Linked DNA regions of Mus musculus: region 2 is linked to region 1. The links are chromatin loops, found by intact Hi-C in ENCODE. Cell type or tissue: left cerebral cortex. All regions are shown on one strand. Links, peaks and the distances in the headings refer to the core of each region. The heading gives the core; the rest is flanking DNA.

Region 1 (9,895 bases), core at 933-8,932:
CTCCATCCTAGCATTCCATCTTTCCCCTGTGGCCACAACAGCCACCTAGACCTTCGACACTCAAGGTTGTGTGTCCAAATGAGCAAGGCCCTATCTACACTTCTCTCTTACACAAATCCTGGAACATTGAACACCCAGGTGCCCACTACAGAGACCCTAGCAGTAACACTCAGCAGTACTTTCTTGGTTACAAAAGCTATCACTTAAGCCATCTTTTTTTTATTTTATTGTTATTCTGGGGTTTTACCTAACTATTTTGGTCTTTTGAGTCTCATGTAGACCAGGTGCCTCTCAGGTGCTCAGCATGCTCTGCTCCTCTGTTTGTTTGTAAACATCTTTTGTGGAGGTGGGACATGTGCATGCCACGGCATGCATGTAGACAGAGGACAGCTTGTAGGAATCAGTTCTCTCCTACCACCATGTGGGTTCTAGGAATAAACTCAGGTCATCAGACTTGGAGCAGGTGCCTTAACCCTCTGAGCCATCACCAACTCATCCTGGATTATTTTTTTAAATTACTACTGATTGAAATGTAGATATCATTATATTTCCTTCTAAATGTCAGCTTTTACATCATTAAGTAGAGTTAAATATTTACTTACTAGACTGAGAATATTCTCTTAAACACTCTGGTAGATTGCTTGCTTAGCATGCAGAAAGCTGTGGATTCCATCTCCAATGCCGCATAAAAAAGGATTTGTGGCACACACACATACTTGTAACCCCAGCATTTGGGAAGTAGAAGCAGATTCAGAAGTTTAAGGAGATTCTCTGATATGAAGTTGAAGGCCAACATGGGTTTCAAGAGATTGTTTCAAAACAAAACAAGCCGGGTGTAGTGGCACACACCTTTAATCCCTGCACTTGGAGTGCAGAGGCTGGAGGGTTTCTTTGGTCTATACAAAGAGTTACGAGACAGCTAGGGCTACACAGAAAGACTGTTTCAAAACAAAACAAACAACAAAACACAAAACCAAAAACCCAACAACAAAGACAATTGTGTTGTTCTGTTTCTCTAGATAACCTTTACATTTTAGAATTGTTTTGGCGTCACAAAAGGTTGCAGAGTGTACAGTGAGGTGCTGTATAGTCAGTCCACTCTTGTTTTCTTCGTGGTTAGCATCTTAAGTTTCATAGAATTTTTGTTATACTAACAACCCTCCCGGGATATTACCGTTAACGGAATAGGAGGCTTCACTGGGACTTAACATTTTCAGTCATGGCCTCTTCCAGAACTAACCTACAGAACCATGTTATACTTGGTCGTGTCTCCCAGTGTCCTCTGCTCTGTGTCGTCTTTATTTCTCATAACTTTGAAAGGCTTATGGAACACTAGGCAGGTCCCCTCGCTCAGTGAGGTTAGTCTGATGTTTGTTCTGAGATTGACACTTGTGCTTTTTGTTTTTCAAGAATCCCCGGGGTTCTGGAGAAATGGCTCAGCAGTTAAGAATACTTGCTGCTATTGCAAGTGTTACCCATCCCTGTAACCACTTCAGACATTTCCCAGGGCCCCCTGCTTTCAAACCCTCTCCTGTGCCAGGGGGAACTTTTCAAACCACAAATCTGATCATGTTACTACTTGACCTGAGTTCTCCCAAAAGCTTCTCAGGCTTCAGACTCTTCTGAGCTCTGTGACCCTGCACCTGGTCCTGCCATCCATTACATCATCTCCCCGCACTGCCCCTCTCACCACAGGATCTCTGGTGTTCCCACTGCCTGGAACATTTCCCCCTAGTCGGTACCTAACTCCCCTTCATCTGCAGTAGGCTCACTTTCTCCAGATTAGGTCCTGACCCCTTAACCTCTCTGATGACAAACTCATTCCAACTGTAACTTCCCATTCAACTGTGTGGCACTTGGTGGGAATGTCGCTTCTGCTAAGGATGATCCTGAGTGCTTCTGCCACTGTGGCATTTACCTGCCCCAACTCAGTCTGACCACAGAATCAAAGGAGCCAACAATCTCAGTTTGCTGTCACCCTAAATAGAGTCCCAGAGAGGAACAGGGTTCGTCTATTTGCACACTTGACCCCAAAGTCCACAACCCTATTCAGCCCAACATGCCTAAGACTGGAGTAACTGAAGCTGGCAGGGGAGTGCCCTGCCTTACCAAAGGAGGGCAGGCACAGTATTGGACATACCAGTTCTCAAAAGTTTATAGGCTCCAAGAGGACTAGCACCAACCACCTCTTAGTTCACACAGGAAGACTAAGGCCTAGAACATGGCAGGCACTTAGTGAGAGGGAGACAGATCAGAGGTTGACCTAAACCAAAGATGTAGGTCTTCCAGTCCTGTCCTGGGCAGCTGTATACTTTTCTGAAGATAGGAGAGCAGCTAAGAAGACCTTGGAGGGGCCAAAATCAGATAGTCTCTGGACTCATTCCTGCCATTCTCTCACTGGAGGGCTAATGGCCTATTTACAAATAGGGAAACTGAGGCTGGAGGCATTCAATTAGTTGGACCAGAGCCATACCTGGAAGGCTGGACTTGGATATACACCCTTAAATGTGTGACGTCCCAAGAGCCCACCCACAAAAGGACACAGGGCCCTGTAGCATATCAGCAAGTGACCAGGCAGCTGTTGGTCAGCCTGGCTCAGGCAGTAGATAGTGACCTTGAACCCTGAGGTCTCCTCACCCAGACCCTGTGTCGGGGTGGGTGAGGGGCACATGCAGAATCAGAATTCACAACTCATCGCGGTGATGAGCTGGCCAGGTCATAGGAAGGAAAATCCTACCAGTCACATCCAGAAATAACTTTTTTAACAGGTGAGTAATGTTGGCAGTAGCTTGATAGTGGTGGTACATGCCTTCTTCAGTCCCAGTGCTCGGGAGACAGAGGCAGTCGGATCTTGTGAGACTGAGATCTGCCTGCTTCTGTCTTCCAAGTGCTGGGATTAAAGGTTTGTACCACCATCACCTGACAAACTGTTTCCAAGGTAGAGTTCCTGGGCTGCCTGTTATGGGAGAAATGGGCAATTTTGTGTTCTGAGTTCCTGGATAGATGGTTTCTCTAGGGAAGGCTAGATGGGGAGTGCCTGTGGGCAGCGGCAAGGTGCACGCACCACTGTAAGAACACGGGTCTGGACTCTCACGTATGAAAGTATAAAGCAGGAAAAGGGAACAGAAGGCAGGATACAAACAGCTGCCAGATGACCGGTAAGATCGTTCAGGGCCAGGAGCGTGCCAAGAGGGAAGGAGGTCCCTAGGCAGAATTATAGATTGGGAGATGCCAGGCAGGCACTAACCTGCCTGTCTAACCTGGCAAAGGGTAGCATTCAGTAAGGTGCCTTGTGGCTTCTCACACTCTCTTTCCTTGCCAGATCCTGCTCATCTCTGACTACTTCTATGCCTTCCTGCGGCGGGAGTATTACCTCACACACGGCCTCTACTTGACTGCCAAGGACGGCACTGAGGCCATGCTTGTGCTCAAGTAGCCCTGGCTGGCACAGCGCTGCATGGACAAGAGGGGGAAGGGCCAGAAGCTGGGCCAGGTCCCTCATCCAGAGTTGCCAGCAGGCGCGTCCTCAGGCAGAAGAAGTTCAAGTCCAGGGTCACAAATCTCTGGCACCAAAGGGGACTCATAGCTGGCAACAAGGCCCATGGGGAGAAGCTAGGAGCACCCCACTTGGACCCCCACTTTGTGACTGTGCACAGAAAGGAAGCAGCCGGTGAGCAGGGCTTTATAGGTTGTGACTACTTAATAAATGTGTGGATCTTTTTTTTTTCATTGTTGTTCTGATGACATGTATTCCTGGAGTGGAGTGAGCTTGGCCCCCTAATACTACGTGCTATCCTGTACTAAGGAGTGGGTTTCTGGGAACACGCGTCTGTCTCTGTGTGTGAACACAGTCACCTAGCAGCCCTCCCTGCTCCCAAACAAGCAGCTGGAGGCAAAGGGCCAGGCAGGCCTGAGCAGTCTTTATTCTTTCTGCAGAGGAAATGACCACAGATCCATACACCGAGTCAGGACAAGGGGAGCCAGCCTTTCAGGGGTGGGGCAGGTCCTGGCAGGAGGCAAAGCCTCAGGTGGATGAGGGGCAAGATGGGCAGACAGGCAAGGGCCTAACAAAATGACAAACCCCACAGAGCAGGGATGCTGCTCCCCACCCACTCCCAACCCAGCCAGCACCCAAAAGAGCAACCCGAACATGACTGGCCCAGGACCTACCCAGGATGTGGTAGGCTGGCTGGTGGCCCCTACCTGGGGGGGGGAGTGGGTGTCACATCTCTGCCTAATCCACTGGGGACTGAAATAGCTTAGTTTAGGAGCCAGGACCTCCCTGGGGAGAACCTGACCAGAACTCCCAGCCACCCCCCTCCCCTCCTCTTGACTCAGAAGCCGAAGGTTTCTTGGGAGGCGTAGACCATGTAGAGGAATCCGTCTTCATCCTTCTCCTGTTCATAGATGTCAGCGATGGGTGTGGAGACGCTCACCATGCTGTGCTGGTTGACCAGCAGGAAGAAGGCCTGCGTGGGGTTGAGTTGCAGGCGGCGCCTGTGGAGGCAGGCAGGCATGCCAGGTGAGGAGGCTGCCTGCTGGAGGCCTAGGTGACCCTCCCAAAATGTTACTGAACCTTCACTTTCGGTCCATCTCAGCCAGAGGCTCTCACCTCTACTGAAGCTCGTCCCAACCCCGACCTTGGTCTTTTCCAGCCTCCTAGAACAGGGGCCCGGTGTCCCAAATCAGTCCCCTCGCCCCACTCCATCCCTTCTTGTGGAACCTGACCCTGCCCCACCCAAGGCCTGTAGGAGGCTGCCCACGCACCGGATGATCTTGACCAACTCGCTCATGTTAACATGGTCTGGGACCAGAAACTTGGTCTTATCCAGGACAGGCAGCTGCTTCTCACCCTTGTAGCGCTCGATGATCACCTGGAGTGGAGTGGGCGGGGGACTCGTAAGCCAAGGGCGGGACCTGGCAGGGCAGGGCGTGGCTGGGGGGTGCTAGAGACTCACCGGGATCTTACTGGGGTGCTGGTCGCGGATCTGCTGCACCTCCTTACAGCGGTCGGCTGCGGACAGAGCTCTGTGTGAGGCCCAGCGGTGCTGAGGCCTCCCGCGACTCCGCCTCGCTGATCCCCGAGGGGCGGCTCCCGGCCCGCCCCGCCCCAGCGCCCGCCCCCGGGGCCGTCGGCCCCGCAGCCCTCCACCGGGGGGACGCGGTAGGGAGGCGGGCGACCCTGCCAGGCCTTGCGGCCTCTCCACCCGGGGTCCGGCCGGCCGGTGCCTGACGTCATGGGGCTGACGTCACCTGCGGCAATCGGGGTCGACTGGCACCCCCATCCCTCGATCCCCGATGGCAGTTCGCCCCCCAGGGCCTCACCGAAGCTGCGCCGCTGCTTGAAAGGCCGGTCGGAGGGCATCGCGCGGGCCCGGCGGGGCGCGCAGCCGGGGCTCCGGGGTGCGCGGCTCAGAGATGCGTCTGCGGTTCGGCGCGCCGGGGGCTCCGGGGCTCGAGCTCAAGGGCTGCGGGGCTCGCGCTGAGCCTGGCGGTGGCGGCTGCGGGAGGTAACTCGCCTGGGTGACGTCAGGTCACAACATTCCTTAAAGGGGAGGCCGGCGCGCCGCTCCCATTGGGCCGACGGAAAACCCGCCTGCCTGGACCTGTGACGCCACGGCGCAGACAGCCCGGATTCCCGGCGCAGGTCGTAAGGAGGCGGAGCTCCAGGGCGCGTCACAGTTCTGTGACGTCACGATGGCAAGCTCCTCTCTTTGGCGCCACAGACTCAGAAGCCAGGCATTTGTCGCCTCCATCCAGTCTCTCGACGCTGCGGAGTAGTTCACCGCACCTTCATCGAGTTTAGCATTCGAGAAGGAAGGTGGAGCGGGGAGAGGATGGAACACCCAGAGTTTTAAAATTTTTAATGTGTCTGTAAGTGTATGCCCGCGGATGCAGAACATAGCATCGGATTTCCTTAGGCTGGAGTTAATCGCACTGCTGGGAATCAAGCTTAGGTCCTCTGAAATAATAGCAAGGGCTCTTAATTGTCGAACCATTGCTCCAGACCCCCCACCCAGGCTTTCAAAGAATTCTGGAACAACCATAGAAAGCATAGATTTCCAGAGTGAGGTTGGTTAATAGGTGGTTTAGATAAAGCAGGAGAGAATCGCTGAATGGGGGGGCTATATCAGAAGTGGTTAACCATGAGATGGAGAACATTCGGAACTGACAACACGCGAAGTCAGATTTTACAGGTAGAGCCCCTTGGTAGGATAGAAAGAAGTATGGTCTGGGAATGTTACCGAGGGTCAGGGTAGGATACTTGCCTAGCAGATGGAAGGCTTAAGTTCAGTATCTCAGGTTTTGCGGGAGGTGGAGGGGATAGAGGGACTGGACGGACACGGAGAGGCGGCCCCTTGAAGAACTTTAAAAATCGATTGAAAGCCAGAATCAATGCCAGATGTAGCTGGCTCTCATTTGTAGTCCTAGCTCTATGGGAGTTTGAGGCAGGAGGATGGGCTAGAGTTGAAGTAAGGAAGAAAAAAGATAAAACAAAAGAATTTACAAAGGACCATTGTTTGAAAAAAAAAGTTAGTTTGTACTTCAGAAACATACAGCTCAAAGGGAAGAAATTTGATGGGAACCAAGTTAACAGATGCACGCTTGAGTAATTCTAAACAACTGCTTATGGACAGAAATGGTAGTGATTGGTACAAAAACAAGCTGCTAAGGTAACAAGAATTCAGCTGAGATTGCCTTAAAGAGGCTGGGTGGCGGTGCCTCCTTAACCCCAGCTCTGTGGGCAGAGACGGGATGGTCTCTTGAGTTCAAGGCCAGCCTGGTCTAGATAGTGAGACCTTGTGTTTTGGGTTTTGTTTTGCTTTTTAAATGTCTTAGGGAGCTGGATTTGTTTGGAAAGATATTATTGTCTGCTTGGTCAGGTAGGGTGCTTGCCCGCAAGCATGAGGATGTGGGTTCAATTTTCGGAATATGTTAGATCCTAGAGGCTCCACCTACAAAGGGATTCAACCAGGCCTTATATCCCATCTCTACCTTCTCCAGGCAGCTCAATGCCTGGTATGTGGCAGCCCCAAATTAGGGTGGGGCGGTAGGATTACTTCCCTAAATTATGACCTTAAGTCCTATTTAGTGCCTTCACTAACCTTAGACACCTTCCCCTACAAGAAAATCTGTTAGTGCAAGGATTAGCCTTTGTTTTGAGGTTTCTGCAATGTTCTGGCTTCCCTTTCAGCAAGTGACAGGATTACTAAATCTGTCTCAGGACATCTCTCTACTGAATCCGAGAAGAATTTTTTTTAATATTTTAAATATTAAAATATTTTCTGTCTATGGTGGTAGAAGAACAACTTCCACACAGCAAATAGATAAATGTAAAAAAAAAAAAAAAAAAGACACAGCAGGAAAGATCATTAAGAGAATAGAAATGGGGCTGGAGAGATGGCTCAGGGGTTAAGAGCACTGACTCCTCTTCTAGAGGTCCTGAGTTCAAATCCCAGCAACCACATGGTGACTCGCAACCATCAGGAATAAGATCGGATGCCCTCTTATGGTGTGTCTGAAGACAGCTACAGGGTACTCACATATACAAAATAAATAAATAAGTAAATCCTTTAAAAAAGAGAGAGAGAATAGAAATGTAAAATATGGTTTTAAATACTGAAAGGGTGGGTAGTGAAGGGCTCTGAACCATGGGAGCCAGAAGCGGATCATGTAGGAACGTAAATAGGAAGGTAAATAGCACAGACCTGGAGGAGTCTCGTACTCACCTATAAAAACGCCACATCCTTGGGGTGCGGCTCAGTGGGTAGAGTACATGCCTCCCATGCAGGACACCCTAGGTTTGATCTCAGCTTCACATAGATTGGACATGGTGGCACATGCCTGTCATCCCAAATTTTAGGACTCGCCAAGAAAAGTAAGAAGAAGGAAGGCCATAGTGTTTACAAGAGGCCACAGAGGAACAATGTATCATATATGTGTAAAATGGCAAAGTGAGACCCATGTCTTTGTGTTGTAAGTAAAAAGTTAATAAAAACGTAAAATGTAGGCCAGTGAGATGACTCTAGGTGCGAGTTCATTCCTGACAACTGTGTGGTGAAAGGAGAGAGCCAGTTTCTGCAGATTGCTCTCTGACCCTCAGACTTGTAAATACAAACCTTACAAGTAAATGTTTAAAAAACAAAACAAAAAAAGTACCAGATGTGTACCGAGAAAACCAAAAGAAGACGCTCATGGAAAATTCACACAAAATAGACTGTAAGGCTAAGGTCACGCGTCATTAAAGGATCAAGAGAGTCCCTTCAAGGTGGTGGCGCACACCTTTAATCCCAGCACTTGGGAGGCAGAGACAGGCGGATTTCTGAGTTGGAGGCCAGCCTGGTCTACAGAGTGAGTTCCAGGACAGCCAGGGCTACTCAGAGAAACCCTGTCTCAAAAAACAACAACAACAAAAAAAAAGGAGAGTCCCTTCTAAGTGATGAAATTATTCTCTAGGAAGAGATCATTTTGAACTTCTCTATTCTGAGTTTATGAAAGGCTGAGCTGGCTGTTGCGGTGAATGCCTATAATCCTAGCATTTGGGAGGTAGAGGCAGGGGGAGGATTGAAATTCAAGGTCAGTCTGGTTAATAGGAGCCCTTATCTCAAAATAAGAAAAATGCTTTTGGTAGGCTGAGCATGGTGACACAACAGTAATCCCAGAACTCTGGAGACTAAGATCAGAGGATCCTGTGACTTCAAGGCTAACCTGGTCTACAGACCCAAATCCTGTCTCAATACATAGGACTCACTTAAATATCTTGTTATAACATAATAGACTCTTACAGTCAAATAGGGAGCCGACATCGGCAAACTTCATTAGAACTGACAAGGACTAAAGGTGTAGTCACAGGTGTGCCCTGGTCCCTGGCTGCTCCTCAGTTGTGCAGCATTGTGAGGGCAGCTTTAGCTTGCATGGCACAGCATACCGCAGCGTTGTTTGGTTTTTGACATACTTGCCCTGAGGGCCCCAATTTGCCCTTGGTACAGAGCTATGTCTCAGAGTGGACAGCCTCATAAGCAGTGTCACAGGAGATTGAGTGTTCTCGCAGCCAGTCAGGGAGCTGGAAGAACCGGGTCGGCTGTGGCCTTGGGGGAAGTGGTTACACCTGTCTCTTGTCATCTACCTGACACCAGTGTGCTGCTTCCCTTTGTCCTCTTAAACCCTTGGTCCCTGGGCCACCCCATCTACCCAGAATTCAATAGCTTGGCCTCAAGCTTGGGAAGTGAAATGTCTTATGGATGCCTTAAATTTGACTTACCCAGAACAAACTTAACACCACCCAAAATGTACTCCAAACTTCAGTCATTCATTCCTGTTTGCTCCCGTGGCACATCTTCAAATCCTGTTGCTCAGACTTCTGAGCTATTTCTGTAATCCGACAGAGGTGACTTTAGCTCCACCTCTACCCCCTGGGCTTGAGCCACCACTATCACAGAGAGATCCACCCACCTCTGCCTCCTAAGTGCCAAGTTTAAAAGCATGGGTTACCATGCCAGGCTTAACTCAAAAGGTTTTGTGGTTTATCTGCCTGTATGGATTGCAGGCATGCGTCACCACACAAGGCTCAGATACTTTCTATATTTTTAATTTAAAATTTTATGCGTATGCTAACGGCCCGTGTCTTTATTCCTGTCTCTTGAGAGGTATAGGCAAATACTGACTGGAATTGCTGAGTTGTGGGGCAAGGTGTGCGTTCACTTTGTTAAGACATTGCCTGACTAGGATTTTAAGTTTAATGTGCTAATGGCTCGTTTACTCCTATGGTGTGTGGCTGTTTTGCCTGCACGCATGTCTGTGTACCACTTGCATGCCTGTTGCCCACAAGGCCAGCAGAGGGCATTGGGGCTCCTGAAACTGGAGTTGGAGATGGTTGTGAGCCACCATGTGGATG
Region 2 (9,895 bases), core at 728-8,727, 110 kb before region 1:
GGGTAGGGGTTACTCCTGAAGGACAAATTTCAGGGAGGGGGGAACCCTGGAAGGCAGGATTATAGGAAAAGGAAATGGGGGCAGACTCCAGGCTCAGGCCTAAGACCAGGGCTTAGCTACTCTGACCAAGCACAATACCAGCTCCCAAGATGCCCTGCTCCCTGCTACTTCTCAACCCACCTGTCCCCATCTGCGGCCCCCACTAGGCTGCCTGTTTCCCTCCATTCCCTTCACCTTATCTAACTTACAACTCACTCTCCTCTTCCACATACTTAAACTTTCTAGGCCTAAGCAGCAATAAGGAGCCCAGCCCCCAGGGCAGAGAAAGGGGGAAAACTGAAATCAAAACCCATGCCTGATCCCTGACTACAGGATGAGGACAATGGCCCAGGCCTGGCAGGTTGCACCTGCAGGATTGGGAGGGAATTGCCAGGAATGAAAAAAAGGGAACAAGAGTGGGAGCGATCCCAAACAGAAGAGTAAGTCTTGGAAAGTAGGAGCTGAAGCGGAGAAGGTGCCAAGTCAGGGTCTTAGGAATCGGGTGGGCTAAGAGGGAAAAGGTGAAGGGGCGAGAGACAAGAATAGAGGTCCTAAAAAGAAGCATGGGAGAGTGGGTGTGGGGAGTGTGAGGGTGGAGAATCAGACACTGAGAAAGGAGGGAGGATGACCCAGGATGAGAGAGGTTAATAGGTGAGTTAGACTATAAACAGGGAAGTAGAGGGCCATCACCCCACCTCAAAACTTAGGAAGGAGGGAGGTTGTAGTATCCAGATGGAGGCGGGTGGACCCCCCAACACCCTCGAGCAGCACACTGGCTGCTGCAGAGGAGGCGGATGGGACCAGGAGTCGGCGAGGGATTCGCGGTGCAGCAGGGGCGCTCAGTAGTTGAACTGGCGCTGGCACGGCTGGTAAATAAAGCTGCCCTGGTGCTTGGGCCGGCGCGAACGGCTCTCCCGGGCGCGATTCTGCCGTTGCAACACTTTAGCACTCAATGTGTGGCGCTCAGCCCGCTGTCGGGCTCTCTGCAGCCTCCGCACCTGGCCAGCCTTCTCCAGCAGCACAGCTCGAGCGGGCATAGGAGCAGCTGCGTGGTGCAAGGCCCTGGGTTCCCGGAGGGCAGGCGCCAGCTCTCTGCAGAAACAGAGTACAACTCTGTCAGAGAGGGAAGAGATCAGGGTTGGCATCCCACACCCTATTTCTGCGGGGCAGACCACTGAGGGGTACAAATTCTTCCTTTAATCACAATTAGAGTTGTGATTAAGCACCTGGCACAGGTAACTAGGCAGAACAGGGAAAAAACCCTGACCCCCCAATACAAGTCCTACTCTGATTCTGTCTGGCAGATCAGGCTGGTCCCTCCCAATCCTCTGAGCCAGGGCTCTCCCAAGCCCCACCTTAGCCACAAGACCACGCCTCTTTTCCTTCAGCCCTTTATCCCAAGGACACGCCCCTGCTAGTCTCCTAGACCCTAGCCTCCAGTCTCCACCCTCAACCCACTCACCCATCGCTGAGGTCCTGATCAGGCAAGGCAGCTTCAGGGTGAGGGGAAGGTGGCCCAGACTCCAGCACTATGGTGCTGCCGGTGACATAAACGGACATGCTGGGATGCTCAATGAGGAGGTCCTCCAGCGGATTGCTCTGGAGGCGGGCAGGCCCAAGGCCGGGCCCCTCTGCAGTAAAACAGGCGGGAGGGGTAACAAACCAGCTCTCATCCATCAAGGAGGGCGCGGGTGGAGGGCGGCCTGCAGGAGCAGGCGAGGCCCCGGGGTCGGGAGGAGCTGTATAGCTGTCTATAGGGTGTGGGAATGGGAAGCCATGCAGAGGAGAGGGAGCAGCAGGGTGGGACACACATACACACACACACATATGCCAGACACATGGGATGGGGAGAGAAAGGGCATCGTTAGTCAGACCTGCACCTCTATCCATCGTGCCCAGAGAGCACCTGAAGGCCAGGATCCTTAGCCCACCGCCCTAGGTGTCCCAGGTGTGTGCCCCAACAAATGGCAGGAGCCAGAGCTTTCAAGAGAAGGGTCTGTGTTACCTCACCTCTGGGCTCACGGCTTCTACTTTAATTTTTCCAGTAGGCCTAGGGGGACTCCAACATCCAAATAGCCCTCTTCCCCTCTATATTGCAACACCTCCTGTCCTCATTATGCTCATAGACTAGGGAATCAAGAGTGCTGGATCCTGACTCAAGCCTCACCCTGTAGGTCGATGATGAGCCAGCCATCCACTTCATCCTCCTCAGAGACAAAGGCCCCCGGACAGTTGGAGTCTTCAGGAGGCGCAGGGGTGTTGAAGAAAAGGCTGGTGAAGCGCTGGAACATGGTCAGCGGGTGAAGCAACCTCAAGGGGGCGCCCTATGGCAGTTTAAAGCCCTGAGAAGCATAGAAAGACATTAGTAGAAGCACGAACTAAAGTCAGCCCTTCAGTTGGTAGCTGGAGACAAGGCTATAGCCCCTAGCTGCCAGAGCAGTAATAGCAGAGAAGCTCTTGGTGTGTGTGCTTTTCTGCATTCAGTGGGTGTTCCTGTATGCACTTAGAAAGGTGCTGGGTCTTTGTTTTCTCATCTGTCAAATGACAATCGTAATAAGACTTAAATGAGGAAACACTTAATGACATGTTTAGAACAGTGCCTGAGCACACAGTAAACATTCAATAAGCTAATAAACTTGGTGTTATGACAGGGTGCTTTGGGGATATGGAAGAAGTGATATATATGACCAAGCTTTGCCAGGGTAAGTCTCTAGAGGAAGATAACAGCCAACCTGGGCTTTGAGGAGTAAATAGGAATTTTCCATTAAGGGAAAAAAATTGTTCTTATTACCATCATCATAATTAATATTCCTGTGTCAGTAACATACAACACTATACTAAGAAACCTGGTCCATTTTTCCTTATATCCTCACAGTGTGTGAAAGGGCAAGCCTGGAATCTTAGGACTTAGGGGCTAGAGGCAAGAGGACAAGAGTTCAAAGACATGAAGACCTCCTGTCTATTATCCTAGCACTTAGAAGGTAGAGGCAGGGGGATCAGAGTCCAAGTCCTGCTTAGGCTACATAGTGAGTTAAAGGCCAGTCTGAACTACATGGGGCCCTACCTAAAAAAAAAAAAAAAAAAAAAAAAAATAGTTCCTGGCTACATAAGATCCTGTCAAAGGGACTGAAAAGGAGTGGGAGGAAGAGAAAAAATTTTTTCTGATAGAGAGATAAATAAAACAAAGCCCAGAGAGCTGGAGAGATGGTTCAGTAGTCAAGAGCACCGACTGTTCTTCCAGAGGTCCTGAGTTCAATTCCCAGCAACCACATGGTGGCTCACAACCAGCTGTGATGGGATCGGATGCTCTCTTCTGGTGTGGCTGAAGACAACAACAGTGTACTCACATACATTTAATTAATTAATTTTTTTAAAAGGCCCAGCGAAATAAGATAACTACCTAAAGTCTCACAGCTAGTGAAAGACACAGGTAGTATTTGAACCTAATAGCATCCGTAATCACTACAGTTCTACAATCTTTTTTTTTTTTTTTTTTTTTTTGGGTTTTTCGAGACAGGGTTTCTCTGTGTAGCCCTGGCTGTCCTGGAACTCACTTTGTAGACCAGGCTGGCCTCGAATTCAGAAATCCGCCTGCCTCTGCCTCCCGAGTGCTGGGATTAAAGGCGAGTGCCACCACGCCCGGCTCAGTTCTACAATCTTACCATGAGATTGGGCAACCCTCAGATGAGGAGGACCTGTGCCTACAGGTCTGCCCCACTACTCTAACTCCCCTTTCCCCTAGACTCTTGTTCAAACTCAGCATCACTAGCCAAGAGAAAGAATCCTGTCCAGTGAGACCACATGTCAGTGATAGACAGTGGAAGAAGGAAGCTGTCAGATCCAGGGATCCCTTGAGGATAAACACAAGCTTTGGACCAAGATCCAAGCCTTCAAACCCAAGCCTCCTTCCCTGGACCAAGACAACAAGTCTCCTGTTTTAGGGATGGTGATATCAAATTGGGAACATGAATCTACCCAATAAAGCTATAGCTTAGTGGTGGTGTGGCAATGCAGAATACATACAATCAGAAAAACCTCAACAGGTAATATCCAAAAATATAATACACAGGAAACAGGGAAATCAGACACAGGCCCTGGTCTCTGGTCCCTGTAGATCTCTGGTCCCTGGCATCAAACTTTTGCATGCATTTCCCAGGGTTCACACTGTGCACCAGTCCCTGCAATGAGCCTTTTCAACTGTTGACATGTCAAGTGAGAAGCTCCCTGGTGGAGATCATACAGAAGTGAGTGACAGCCAGGAGAGATGGTAGCAACCAGCCAGCTATGACTGCCCCCCTCCTTTGACCACTAGGAGAGCCTCCTGGGTTTTCTTTCCTAGCCTGCTGGCTTCCTGGTTCTCAGATTCCTGGCTCTGCTCCAGGAAGAACCATTCCCTTAATACTACAGAGGCTGTGCCTAGAATAGCACTGGAGGCCTAAGCCAACCCTAGCCCAGGCCATTCTTGAGCGACCCTCAACCTGGGAAGGACTCCAGATCTACTTACTTGGAAAGTAAGAGACATCCTTCTGTCACTCTGGAAGCAGCCTCAGGAAACAGCATAAGCTCTGCATCACTAATGCCAGGGAAGGGTCTGGTTCTCCCAGCTGACAGCTCTGATGGGAGGCCCACAGAGGGAACTCCCAACTCCCTCTCAACAACATCTGCCCTGGAGACACCTGGAGGCAGGCAACTAGTGACTCACCTTTCTGTGGTCAAAACAGCTGGGAGACGGCCATTTATTGGGTTTTGAAGTAGAAAGAAGGCAGAGGAGGTCAGGGCCTTGTAAGAGACCCAATTTTCAGAGACCTCCTGGGAAAATGTCCAGGATCATGAAGACTGAAGCATCCCATCAAATTGTGGTTGGTGCTGAACCCAAGATAGGGTCCTCAGTAGATGTATGTAAGCATGTAGCTTATACTTCAGCTAAGGAATCTACCACTTAGTGAGTGTGATTCTAATTGGCTGAGATCTCCAGTAAACTACGTCTCTCTGAGTCTCAGTTTCCTCTTCCGTGAAGTGGGGCTTAAGACCCTCAATATTTGTAGGCTGAAAATGACATCAACTCAGGCTCTGCACACATGTCAGGGATTAGAAGGATGTTATTATGTTAGGGGGCGGAGCCTGAAGACAGAGGGGATCCGCTACCATCTGGTAGTGTCTCCAGGACCTGGAGTCTGAAGCTCCATCTACTTACCGCCCTCTCAACTTAAATCGAGCTTTGCTGTCCTACCCTCTCTCAGGTCACAAGGAAAAAACAAATGAGAGGCCTGACCCCAGTCCCTAGATTAGCCCAGGAAACCGCCGAGTCCCTTCGGATCCCGCTTGTCTTTCAGCGTCTCTTCAACCCTCGGCCGGCTGGGCACGACATAGCGCCCACCGGGTCACCAGAGGACAAGCACCCATGCAAGCCTGGAAGGCGGGGCTGGCCTTGGTGACGTCTCAATGTCATATGCAAATAAAGCAACGTCATGGCCTACCGGCTTGGAGCAACCAATAGGGAGCCAAGAACGCAGCTCCGGCTGCCGCCGGCGGAGACAGACAAAGAACGGGAGAGGGGGGCGCAGGGCGTGTCCTGGGGGTGCCCGGAGCCCCCAGCCCGGAGGTCGGGACTCACCTGGGGCCGCTGCAGCAACCGCTGCGCTGAGGTAGTTGTGCGGCCGGGCGTCCCCGGGTCGCCGGTGCTCACAACTGGAGCCGCATACCGGGGACGGGCCGAGAGACGGCGGGGCTCCCGAACGGACGCCCGGAGCTGCTGCGGCCGCTGCGCCCGGGCTCAGGGCACAAATCCGAACGCTTCAACAGCTGATTGTGACGTCACAAAGGGGCCCGCCCGCTCGCGTCAGCGGCCGTCGGGACGGCAGCCAATCACAGGCGCCGAATGCTCTTTCCCCGCCCCTCCGCGGTTTGCCAGCGGGTGGCTGTAGCCCGGGAGCTGCTCTCGGAGCCTCTGTCTGAGTGGAGGTGACGGCCCGAATTCCCTGCCCCCAGTTACCCACAGACCTCACACTGAAAGCGACCCCCCAATTCTTCCTCAAGAATCCCACCTCGCTGCTTTTTCCGCACACATCCCTGCTCCCTCACTTGCCCCAGAGCTCCGCACATCCCTTCTCCTGCATCTTAGGTGCAGGACACCCACCCCACCCACCCCCGCCGCGCTCCATCTGTAAGTCCCTTTTACCCTCCTTGTCCTTTTACCCCACTTCTCTACACTGCCCTACTTGCCTGCTCTCCCTCCTCTATGTTTTTTGTTTTCCCCGCTCCTTTTTACGGTGGGCTTGAGCGGACCTTGCCCCTTCCGCGGTTACAAAGGAGCACCTGCGAGTGTTAGAGAATTGATGGGGCTGACAGGAAATCTGGCCAGCGTAGGACTTGGAAAGAAATTGCTCTAAGCTGAATAAACATTGACCTGGAGACAGCTCGGCTTAGAACGTTTACATACCTTATTTAGTCCACGTTGCTACCGGAACAGGTCAGGGGGGAAAGAGTGACAGACAGGGCAGGGATTGTTAGTCCTGATTTACATGTGGAGAAACTGAGATTACATGTACCTGCCTTTCATCTCACCACTTGGTAGATAGAAATGGGTTCAAGAGTTTGAAAGGCAGCTTGAGCTACAGGAGACTCCGAGGGAGGGGAGGGAAAGAAGAAGGGGCACCTACGGTTGCTTCTTCCAGACTGCCAGCTGACACTGAACACTTACCATATGCCAAGCACTGTGCTGCCTTTTAATCTTTACAATAAACCCAAAAGGTAGGTAGCATCCTCCTTTTACAGTTAAAGAAACAGACCAGGAGAATCTAAGCAACTTTCCGAGGTAATTAAGGAATAGTCCTTGGCAGAGCCAGGAGTTTAACTCACAGGTACTAGCCTTGACTCTGATCACACCCTACACCAGAGGGACTGAACTCCAGGGTTCTAAAGGGAAACCTGGCTTCCAGTCCTGTGTCTCAACCTGTGTGATTTCAAGTTAAATCCTTACTATTCTGGGCCTTAGTTTATCTGTCACGCTGCCATGGATATTCACATTTAGAACTGACAGGGTTTTCCAGACCCGTCATCCTCCAAGACTCTGCCAGGTTTGTGCTCCAGGCCCCAGCTCTTGCAATGGCCTGTGAAATACTTAGGGGATTTCCATGGCTAGAGCGTCTGGGTCTCTGGAACAGAGTTGGGAGATGAGGTTCGGAGGGTTGCCCATCTGGCCAGCAGGAGCTAGTTCAGAGCTTCATGCTCTGGTGGTTTCAAGAACCCTGCCCCAGCCTGGTCAGAAAGCCATTAGGAAGGACTGAACCCTGCCCGGCAGAGGAGACAGCCAGAAAATAATACCCAGAGGCTTGAGGGGAGGTGATTAGCACAGTGCTCCTTACACTAGGGTTTCCAGGGTGCCCTCATTTGTGCAAACCTGAGCCTCTGCCTAGCACAGCCACTTCCCACTAATCCCAGACCCTCCCTTGACCTCCTTGCTGACAAACTAATCCCTAACGTGTCCCTCCTGTTACACCCCTTGTTTGCTCTAAAACTGTATATTCTCACAAAGCCCCACAGTCCCAACAACTATTGATGGCTCTTCACAACCCAGGCCGGCTTCTTGCCAGCAGCTTCTCCTTTCCTCTCAGTGTACCCTGTGCTAGCAAACGTCCTTTGTCTTTTCAAAACTCGCTCGTCCCCATGAGTTTGTTTAAGCTCTCTCTGTCCAGATTGCCTTCTCTGAGCCTTTCTAACATTCTTTCCTGTCTTCAAAATTAGACTAGTATTTCCCAGGAGAGGCCACTCTTGTCCTACCCGTGTGACAGTAATGACTTTAATGGACAGTCTCATTTGTTTTTTCAATAAATGGAAGTAGTTGAGTATGTTACTTGCACTTGTACTTCTACCTGCCCAGTGTCTGGGAACAGCCTGGGCTACATTGTGAGCCAGAGCACACATGCTCTGTGAATGTGTGTGTGTGTGAGAGAGAGAGAGAGACAGAGACAGAGACAGAGACAGAGAGACAGACAGAGAGACAGACAGACAGACAGACAGACAGACAGAGAGACAGAGAGACAGTTTCACCATGTCTGGCTGGCTTGGAACTTGCTATGTAGATCAGGCTAGCCTGGTTTCACAGCTAACCACCTGCCTCTGCCTCCCAAGCATTGGGATTAAAGACATGTGCTACCATATTCAGAGAGACCCAATTAAAAATAAAACATCTGACTGGATGGGCTGGAGAGAGGGCTCGAGCAGTTAAGAGCACTGGCTATTCTTCCAGGGACCGACTGGGAGTTCAATTTCTAGTACCCACATGGTGGCTCATGACTGTCTAAAATGGGGTCCAATACCCTCTACTGGTATGCAGACAAACATGCAGACAAATCACCCAGACACGTTCAGTAACTTTTTAAAGATTGGCTGGAGAACTGGCTCAGCAGTTAAGAGTGCTGAGTAGTCTTCCAGGAGACCCACGCTTGACTCCCAGCATCCACATGGCAGCCTATAACCATTTAACTCCCAGGGAAGCTGATGACTATTTTCCTGATCTCTCCGGACACCAGGCACGCATGTGGTGCACACTCATGCATGTATGCAAGCAAAACATCTATACACTTTAAAATAACTAAAAAATACTTTTATACACCTCATTCAAAATATTTTTTAAAAATCTGGAGCTGGGCAGTGGTGGTTTCTTAACAAGTGAATGATTGACATCCCAAAGATAGGGTCTTTGTCCACATATTTTCCCAATCAGGATATATGTCATATTTGACATATAGGGGATTTTGATCAAAGGCTTAGTCACTGTAGCCTAAAGCCCACCGAGAGAGTCTGGCATAGGAGTCTCCCCATGGGCCAAAGTTCTGGTTCCCAAAATCTAGAGACTAGGGCTCTTGGCATACCCTCTGGTACCCTAATTGACCTGTATTCTGTTCCCAATATTGGCTGTACCCAATGTTCAAACTGCTAAGCCAAATTCCAGTCTACTTGGGACTCTAGCCTGGGTCTGGCAGCTATCGAAAGGGGGTTGGGGCTCGGGCTTTAGTGGTATAGCAGAAGCCCCAATGCATGATGCCCTAGCTTTAATCCCCAGTACTGCCAAAATAAACATACAAATAAAAAGGAGCTGAAGAGAGGGCAGGAGAAATGGCTCAGTGGTTAAGAACACTGACTGGTTTTCCAGAGGTCCTGAGTTCAATTCCCAGCAACCACATGGTGGCTCACAGCCATCTGCAATGGCATCCAAGATCCTCTTCTGGTGTGTCTGAAGATAGTGACAGTGTACTCGCATATATAAATTAAATAATTCTTTTTAAAAAGAGGTGGGGAGCTGAAGAGATGGCTCATTGATTGACAGCACCTAGAAAGGGGAGAGCTGAAGAGATTGGTTGAAAGCACTTGTTCCTTTTTTCAAAGGACCCAAGTTTGGCTCCCAGTACCCACTCAGTGACTCAGAACCATTTGTAACTCCAGCTTCAGGATATATGACTCCCCCTCCTGACCTCCATTGGCATCAGGCATGCATGTTGGTATGCAGACATACATGCAGACAAAACACCTATACTTGTAAAATAAATCTCGAAAAACATATCATGCTATGAGCCTTCCCTGAAATTTCATATCCAATCAGACAATCCATGGATGTATATGAAGCTATCTGTGAACAAATATCACAAATGTGTAGATGGGTTTACACCCTTGGAACAAGCAAGTGCTCATGTCTGTCTAACCTAACTCATTCCTATGCTCATGTCTGTCTAACCTAACTCATTCCTATGCTCATGTCTGTCAAACCTAACTCATTCCTACTCATTCCTGAGTAGGAGCACCTGCCCAATTTTATGGGAGTTAGGACTGGAGGTCAAGAGGCCACCCTTGTGTTCAT

Evidence for each region. Peaks named below come from ENCODE experiments on the same cell type or tissue, not always from the same donor. Only the 100,000 strongest peaks of a DNase experiment are listed, where the experiment ranks them.
Region 2: it touches region 1 in a loop (10-fold over the local background); 14 of 42 quality-filtered maps call a loop at or near these places.

What each region holds. Positions count from the first base shown.
Region 1 is chr2:155,272,077-155,281,971 of GRCm38, reverse strand. It overlaps Map1lc3a (microtubule-associated protein 1 light chain 3 alpha), which reads right to left and starts at 5,608. Exons shown (of 4, transcript NM_025735.3): 1 at 5,326-5,608; 2 at 4,959-5,014; 3 at 4,768-4,874; 4 at 3,899-4,497. The coding sequence starts at 5,365. The coding sequence ends at 4,335. It overlaps Pigu (phosphatidylinositol glycan anchor biosynthesis, class U), which reads left to right. Exons shown (of 12, transcript NM_001004721.1): 12 at 3,323-3,720. The coding sequence ends at 3,436. In left cerebral cortex, for the core only: a CTCF peak has its summit at 5,266; DNase peaks (open chromatin) are centred at 3,420, 4,155, 4,911 and 5,595; H3K4me3 peaks cover 2,144 bases; H3K27ac peaks cover 1,531 bases.
Region 2 is chr2:155,377,776-155,387,670 of GRCm38, reverse strand. Trp53inp2 (transformation related protein 53 inducible nuclear protein 2) reads right to left here and starts at 5,815. Exons shown (of 4, transcript NM_178111.3): 1 at 5,654-5,815; 2 at 2,207-2,381; 3 at 1,502-1,790; 4 at 1-1,131. The coding sequence starts at 2,330. The coding sequence ends at 879. In left cerebral cortex, for the core only: CTCF peaks have their summits at 2,397 (motif pointing right) and 4,317; DNase peaks (open chromatin) are centred at 5,492, 5,892, 6,359, 7,004 and 4 more places; H3K4me3 peaks cover 3,008 bases; H3K27ac peaks cover 3,301 bases.